2 separate regions of the Homo sapiens genome follow, and region 2 is linked to region 1. Evidence: chromatin contacts called from ENCODE Hi-C data. All regions are on one chromosome and are shown on one strand. The core of a region is the stretch at or near the end of the contact, and the rest is flanking DNA. Distances in the headings are between cores, read along the strand shown. Region 1 overlaps ADAMTSL3 (ADAMTS like 3). Region 2 overlaps ADAMTSL3 (ADAMTS like 3).

Region 1 (4,009 bases), core at 663-3,162:
TTTGGAAAATCTTCATCTCTCTCCACTAAGGGTGGCTGTCAAAACAAAAGACTAAGCTAAAAATAATAATAACCCTACTTTAATCATGAAAAGATGAGCATGAATGCTTTCTCTTGCACTCCTGCTAATCACTCACCTGCCATACCACTGCTGTCAAATCCGCAGGGCAAACAGCTCTGCTGACAAAGCAGATGGTGAAGTACAGAGAATGGCAAAAGAGAAATGCACATTAACATTTGCAAAAGTGTATTACCACTGTTTGATGAGGAAAATGAGTTTTATAATAAAAGTATGTGGCCAGCCATGGTGGCTCACACCTCTAATCCCAGCTCTTTAGGAGGCTGAGGCAGGAGCGTTGCTTGAGCCCAGGAGTTCAAGGCCAGCCTGGGTAACATAGTGAGACTCTGTCTCTACAAAAAAATTAATAATTAGGTGGCTGTGGGGTTGTGTGCCTGTAGTTCCAGGTAGTTGGGAGGCTGAGGCCAGAGGATTACTTGCAGCCTGTACTTGGCCTGGGTGACAGAGCAAGACCCTATCTCAAAAACAAACAAACAAAAAAAACCAATGGTATAAAAATGAATTCAAATTCAACTACTTGACTTGGCCACTTCAAAAGAATTCATTCTTCCATTTACTTTTTATTATTTATTTTTTTAATTACTATTTTTTTGAGATGGAGTCTTGCTCTGTTGCCCAGGCTGGAATGCAGTGGTGCGATCTTGGCTCACTGCAACCTCTGCCTCCTGGGTTGGAGTAATTCTCCTGCCTCAGCCCCCTGAGTGGCTGGGATTACAGGTGCGTGCCACCACGTCCGGCTATTTTTGTATTTTTAGTAGAGATGAGGTTTCATCATGTTGGACAGGCTGGTCTAGAACTCCTGACCTCAGGTGATCCACCCGCCTTGGCCTCCCTAAGTGCTGGGATTACAGGCATGAGCCACCACGCCCAGCCACATTCTTCCTTTTAAACATTATTTTAAGAATTAGATATTACAAAATGTTATCCCCTCTAAAATAGTCACTGTTGTTTTCAGTGTTTCCATTTTGAAATGTATCCTTCCAAATTATTTTTAAAAATATACATATACATATACGTGTGTGTACATACAAACTCATAGAAATATGCAGCTTATGTGTGTTTTTATAAATGGTGTCAATAAACAATATATTATTAAGATCTACTGATGCTGACACTGTAACCAAACAATATCTTGAAATACTAATCTTTGTGGGTACTTTCCTCGTTTCATCATTGTATTAATGTCTCCTATTCAGTCAAGGACCTCCAAGTTGACTTGAGAAGAATACAGATTCTCTGAGTAGTAATTAAAAGAGAACAAAAACTCTGTGTGTGTGTGTGTGTGTGTGTGTGTGTGGTGTATATTTTCTACTTGAGAATCACATAGGAAGGCCCTAAGGAGGGCAAGGAAAGCATAGAATTTATGTCATAACAATAGACCAGAGAGAGACTTTAAAAAAAAAGGTAATTATGGCTTCCCCAAAACCTTTCATAATATGACTGTCTAAGAAGACTATTGGATCAATGCTTTAAGGATATGACACAGAAGTCAGAAACATAAATGTCTGTGGAGGCTAGGCAGATGCTATAAATGCCCAGATCAGGATGAATGGCAACCAACCACTTACGCCTTTAGTGTTAGGGACACAATACACAGTGGTGTGGACCACGGCAGACCCGAGACTGGAAGGCAGCTGTTCCTCAGTTACAGTCACTTATTGCTATTGTAAAATGCAAGCTCTTCCCATTTTTACAGAGAAGCAGAAAGAAAAAAAAAACAAACCCTGATCTTTTGATGTAAAAATCTCTTGATTTTTAAGAGTTGATTATTCAAAATCCAAAGTTTCAGAAACAAAACAATACACTGTGCAGGCCAACGCTTGGCCAGTCCCACTGCAGGCTGAATTTGTATCTCAGGGATTGGGATGAGTCAGCAACTCTAATCTACCTCCGTGCATGTTCCTCTGCTGACACAACTGATGTCTCAGTGAAACATTCCGTGACAAATTAATATGTAGAACACAGACAGCTTTTTAAAGCTAAAGGGTTTTTTTCATACAGAAAAATATAACTGGTAATTGGGGCTATTTCCTAGCTTCCATTTACATTTTGGAATGGGTTTCTGAAACAGGATACGGCAAAACCACACACTGAACTATCTTTTTCATTTCTTAGGCATTTTCAAATTTATCAGAAGAGTTTCAAACTGTGTCACCTTGGAAATATATTGGCCACTATACTTCATGTCCTCTGAATGAGGGAAGATGCCCCAGCAGTATCCAGAGAGGGGACACAGGCTCATGGTTCCAGAGAAGAAGAGTTCTTCTGAAGGTATCTTGTGACAAGTATCTGTCATAGAACATCTGGGGAAGCAAATCCTGATCTTGAATCAGCCCACCGCAAGACTGCATGTTCTAAGGGCTGAAGGTCGAAGTAAAGACGCCTTAAGGATAACTATCTTAAAGGAGGCTAAGGAATGAGCCGCTGTTGTCTCTGCTCTCCTTTGCAAGAAGACATGCAGCGGCACAATACTGGTTTAGGATATGGTGCATTTAACCATCGGCCGTTTTCACCAAACTCTATCTAAAACTGAACACAGCTACTTGGGAGGTTGAGGCAGAAGGATCACTTGGGCCCAGGAATTCAAGGCTATGACTGCAGCTGTGAATAGCCACTGCAGCAGCCTGAGCAACACAGGGAGACCCTGTTTCTTAAACCAACAAACAAACTGAACAAAGCAACCAGAGATTATAAATACAGAATCAATCCTTCCCCCATAAAAGTGAAGTTTGTTTTTTAACTGTTAGGGTTAGGAGCAGAAATTTAAGAGTGCTGAACAATTTTTAAGAATGGACTGCCAAGATGGAAATATTGATGACACATGCTCTGTATAAAAAACAATGATTGATGACCTCTTGCTAAACAAACTCATTGTTTTAAAAATCAAGATGTTCTGGGATTCAGGTACATGAAGTTTATGAAGAGGATCATCCTACCTTGAAGATGAAATCAGCCATCAGAGGTCCTGGAATCTTAAAAGTTTGCCTCTCGGAGCCCCTCTGAAATTCCACTGTTGTGTTTTCTACGAGAAAGACGCCGGGGCTGTTAAAGCTGTGTTCTCCTTTGCTTCCTTGAAGTGTTTTTGATTCAATAACTAAAATTAAAATATATGATTCAAATAAGAAACAATCTTAAAGGTATTTTATTACAAAAGACATTTTAGCAAATACAATGTCAGTATATGATATCAAAACAATGTCAAAATAGCCACTCAGTTTACAAACATTCATTGATATTGGTGGAATAGATATATCAGATTTTTAATTGCCCGTAACAAAAGGAGCTAACAAGGGTGGCAGGCCCAAATAGTTCTACTCAAATATTTGGAGCCATTTCTAGCATAAGGGGAAAGAGAAAACTTTTCTTTCTTTATATGTTTTCATGATTTAGCTAATACTCAAAGTAAAGCTATGTTCACTCATTTTATTACTTGTTCAAAAGATCTTATGCCTACTCTTTTAGACAAAAATCACAGCAAATTTCAAATTTGCTTTTTATCAAACAAAACTTTTGATTTTGAAATAATTTCAGATTAACAGGAAGTTGCAAAAATAGTATAGAGAGGTCCTTTGTAACCTTCATTCCCTTTTGTCTAATGTTTACATGTTACAAAAGTATAGTTGAATATCAAAACCAGGAAATTGACACTGGTACAATATGTGCATATAGTTCAATGCCATTTTATCACCCACCACCACAATCAAAATACAGAACCACTCCATTGCCACAAAGACCTCCCTTGTGCATGAAACCCCTTTATGTGAATTTGCTTTCACATGAACAAAAGTGCTTTTAAGATTTCCTACAGAAAAAAAGTTTGCTTATCACAGTTTAAACAAAAAAACATTTGTACTTTATTTAAATTTCTGTCTTTCCTCCCTCTTTCTTTTCTTTCTTTTATTTTCTAAGTGTCACCACACTTAGTAGATCT
Region 2 (4,009 bases), core at 833-3,332, 110 kb before region 1:
TGACCAGGCTCCTCTATATCATTGTAGTACTTATATGGCCATAGGTCAACAGATCACTTCAACCTTGTCAGCCTCTCTTTCCTTACAATTTATAAAATGGATTATTGAACCAAGTTAGCAGTCTTCAAAGCATAGTCCATGAACCCCCCAGAAGTCTATGAAGTCAAAGCTAGTTTTATAATAATACGAAGCCATTAATTAGCCTTTTTAAAAACGGTATTGACCTTTGCACTGAGAGTGCAAAGGCAGTGTTGGTAAGACTGCTGGCACCTTAGCATGAACCAAGACAGTGATATTGAAGTGTACCAGTAATTACTGTATTCTTGACTACTATGTTTTACTTGCAGAAAAAAAAAAAATGCCAGTTTCCCTTAAGAATGTCCTTAACGGCCAGGCGTGGCGACTCATGCCTGTAATCCCAGCACTTTGGGAGGCCGAGGTGGGTGGATCACTTGAGGTCAGGAGTTCAAGACCAACCTGGCCAACATGGTGAAACCCTATCTCTACTAAAAATACAATTAGCTGGGGGTGGTGGTGTTCACCTGTAATCCCAGTTACTTGGGAGGCTGAAGCAGGAGAATCACTTGAAACGAGGAGGCAGAGGTTGCAGTAAGCTGAGATGCCACCACTGCACTCCAGCCTGGGTGACAAAGCGAGACTGTCTCAATAAAGAAAAGAAAAAAAAAGAAATGTCTTTAATGAAGTAGTAAAAGGTATTAATCTTACTAAATCTTGACCCTTGGGTCCATACGTTTTTCATATCCCATACGACACAATGGGAAGTACACACAAAGCACTTCCACTGCATGCTGAAGAACTGGTGGCTTCTTTCATGGAATATGATTTTTACTTGAAAGAATGACCAATAAACTATGACAAAAAAGTCCACACTATGATTTAAAGTTGGGTATTTGGTAGATATATATATATATATTTTTTAAATGAGCTGGCCAATTCAATGACACAACTGACAGTATTTGTTGCCAATGATGAAAAAGGTTTGATGTGAAAATTAGAATTTTGGAAAACTGGTATCCACCACTGTAAGTCTGACAGCTTCCCAAAACTTAAAGACTTTTTTTTTTATGAGATACACGGTGATTTTTTTAAATGTGTATTTTTTTTACATTGCATAATGAAATGCACCAACATTTGGAAGGCCTGTATCACTCAGTGAGCCAATATTTTCCAAATGACCAATGTATGGTGTTAAAAAATCTTGTATGGGTAAAAAGTCTATTCAAAATGCAAGAAAAAAACAGCAGATTTCATTAAACAGAGTACCAACATTTCATTAATATAGTTTCAGATTGCACATTTCAACTAACCTTTGAGAAATGACCCTTTGTCTAGTTTTAGTGTAGAATTAAAGAGTATCCACAATTATCTGAAAAGATATTAAAATATTCTTTCTCTTCCAGCTAACACATTTGTATAGCACACATTTATTTTCTCCATATACTTTAACTAAAACAACATTTCACAACAGATGTGGAAAAAGAATCCAGCTGTCTTCTTTTATTATACCAGACATTAAAGAGATCTGCAAAGATGGAAAGCAATTCCACTGTTATCAGTAATTTTGGTGGCAGGGGGAGGGTTTTCAAAAAATATGTTATTTGTATGAACATGTTATAGGCCCATTATTTTTTCTAAATAGATTAATGGAGATATTTTCAATGTTTCTTGGTTTTAATTTCTAGTGAGGTAAACAGCAATAGATACAACTCACATTTACAAAAGCTCTTTAGGCTCCTCAATCATTTTTAAATTTTAAAGAGTCTAAAACCAAAAGCTCTGAGAACTGCTATGTTTTAAGGTTTATTCTACTTCTAAAATTTCATTGTACTCTTGTGTTCATAGTTCTAGCATTAAAAATTCAAAAATTAGATTTTTTCTACCTTTTTAAGATATAGCCTAATAGTTTATTATTTTAAAAAACTGAATTTTACCTAAGTTTTTTCTGATGTTTCACATACGAGGCTCAATGCACAAAGGACATGATAAAAGTAAAACTTGCATTTTGAAAGTACCTTGTGATATGCAAAACAGTTTCACATCTGCTGTGTTATTTGTGTCTCTTAACGATCTCTAAAGGCAGATAAGGTAGAGCTGGAGCTCTTACATGTGAATCAAAAGAAGGCACAATGTCTATAGTACTTTGTATACAAACAGCAAGATTTGAAGGCAATAAAGAATGCAAAAGTAAATTAGTATCTGTTATGTAAAATAAAGGAAATGTGACATTTTTACACTGGCATAGAGATCAGAATAATATGTGACTTAATACTGTGTTTTGAACATCTCAAAACACTATGATTCTTATTTTTGGATTGTATGACATTTAAAAATTGCATGATAATAGAAAACTACTTCAGATACCCAAGCTTTTGACAAGGCTACGTATTTGTGTGATACTCAAATACCACTGGTGGGTATTCAAGAGATACGGCCCTTGGTTCTGATTGGCCATGAAGTAGTCATGGGATTCTGCTTCTCAATTACCTCATCAGAAAGGTTAACCCCTGCCCTGCCAATCTCATGGGGCTGATGTGAGCTCAAATAAGATACCACATCTCCTAGACATGGAAGAGCTCTGTAAATTCTGATTTGCAGTTCCAACATAATGTAGGATTACTATTAATAAGCTTACTTTTAAAATGGCCTTATATTGATTTTATTTTTAAATGCCAAGTGCTGAGTAAAGGGGGAGTGTATATATGCTTAAACTTATTCTTGCTGGATCCAGTCATATCACACCTCTACGACAGTGATTGGGATGATATGGCGGTTGAATTTAAAAATTCCAACGTATATGTGAAAAACACATCTTAACATTTTTTAGTTTCTTTCCTAAAGAATCCTGTTGGAAACACATGCTTAGGAGAGGAATTTGAAAATATTTTCAAGAAAACTGGAATAGCCATTAAGAAGGTAGTGCAAAAATGAATACTGCATTTTTATTTTACTTACTTTACTGAGGGCTGTAACAAGGTTCCATCCTTGGTCCATGTATATGTGGCCTCACTGGGGGTAATAAGGTCACACAGTATATTGATGACCTCTGTCCTTTTTGTAATGTATACTGTATTTCCAATCCTGGAATTTATTGTTTTATTAAATGAAATTGAGGGAGGTTGGCTTTGCCTCATGAGAACAGGTCCTTTCGGCTTGAATGTCAGCTTGCCTGAGTTTTTTGCATGCGAGCTTTGGGACACACTCCCTGTTTCCCCTCTGAGCTGAGCAGCAGGAGGTGTCTCTTCCTGGATGCCCCGCCACTGCATGTGTGTTGGCTGTGCCTTGGCTAATTCGGCCACCAGCTGATATATCAGCTGGGACGCAAGATCATCGCTGACCTCTCCGGTTTCCATGAGCTGACTCATGTTTCTTATCAGCTCATCAAACTGGGCTGTATCCATGCTATATGCTCCTTGTTTAACTGCTGCTTCAAACTGCTTATTCTTCAACTCCCAGGAGTTGGTGCTTCCTGCAGAATTGCTGCAGTGGCCTAACAGAGCTCTCAAGAAAGGCTGGTTACTAATGTGGTCATCATCCAGATAAAGGTCATTTTTGTTATTCCACATTTGCCTCATTTTGTGCCATGTGACTCCCAAACTATTGGCTTCGCTGTGGTCCATCCCAGGATATTCCCTCATAGGCTCCCTGAGGGCTGGGCGTGCGATGAGCCGGTTGTCAGTACCAATGAGCTTGAGCACAACTGTTTCCTGTGCAGAGCCTGCAATGCACCGGTACACGCCGATGTCGGGGGCAGCAAGACCATGGATTTTTAGTGAGCCTGACTTGGTGATGCCAAGCCGTTTGGAGTTCTGCAGGCAACGGCCATCCTTCTCCCACTGGATCAGAGATTTCTGGAATCGTCGCACGGGGCACTTAATAATCACGGATGTGTTGGGCAGCAAATAGGCTCTGCTACCAATGGTCAGGTTAATACGCTTCTCTTCCCTTGTCTGAATGTAGACTCTCTGGACACTGAGGATCTGCGGACCCT

What was found. A loop is a pair of places that touch in the nucleus more often than their neighbours do. Pooled maps may share reads with other maps.
Region 2: a loop to region 1 is called in a pooled map, with 2.3 times the contacts of the local background. The contact joins two enhancer-like sites. A Hi-C loop is called at or near these places in 5 of 37 single-sample maps with no recorded cell type and 2 of 50 pooled maps.

The regions. Positions count from the first base shown.
Region 1 is chr15:83,869,965-83,873,973 of GRCh38, reverse strand. ADAMTSL3 (ADAMTS like 3) reads right to left here. Exons shown (of 30, transcript NM_207517.3): 9 at 3,015-3,172. Among named protein-coding and RNA genes, the nearest start is that of ADAMTSL3, 220 kb to the right of the region's middle. RefSeq lists an enhancer at 1,692-1,741. Within about 2 kb of position 1,912, at least 2 of the 41 ENCODE cell types and tissues checked have a DNase peak (open chromatin) inside an H3K27ac peak, as active enhancers do.
Region 2 is chr15:83,982,309-83,986,317 of GRCh38, reverse strand. It overlaps ADAMTSL3 (ADAMTS like 3), which reads right to left. Exons shown (of 30, transcript NM_207517.3): 21 at 2,974-4,009. Among named protein-coding and RNA genes, the nearest start is that of GOLGA6L4, 250 kb to the left of the region's middle. RefSeq lists a silencer at 2,406-2,595. Within about 2 kb of position 2,082, at least 2 of the 41 ENCODE cell types and tissues checked have a DNase peak (open chromatin) inside an H3K27ac peak, as active enhancers do.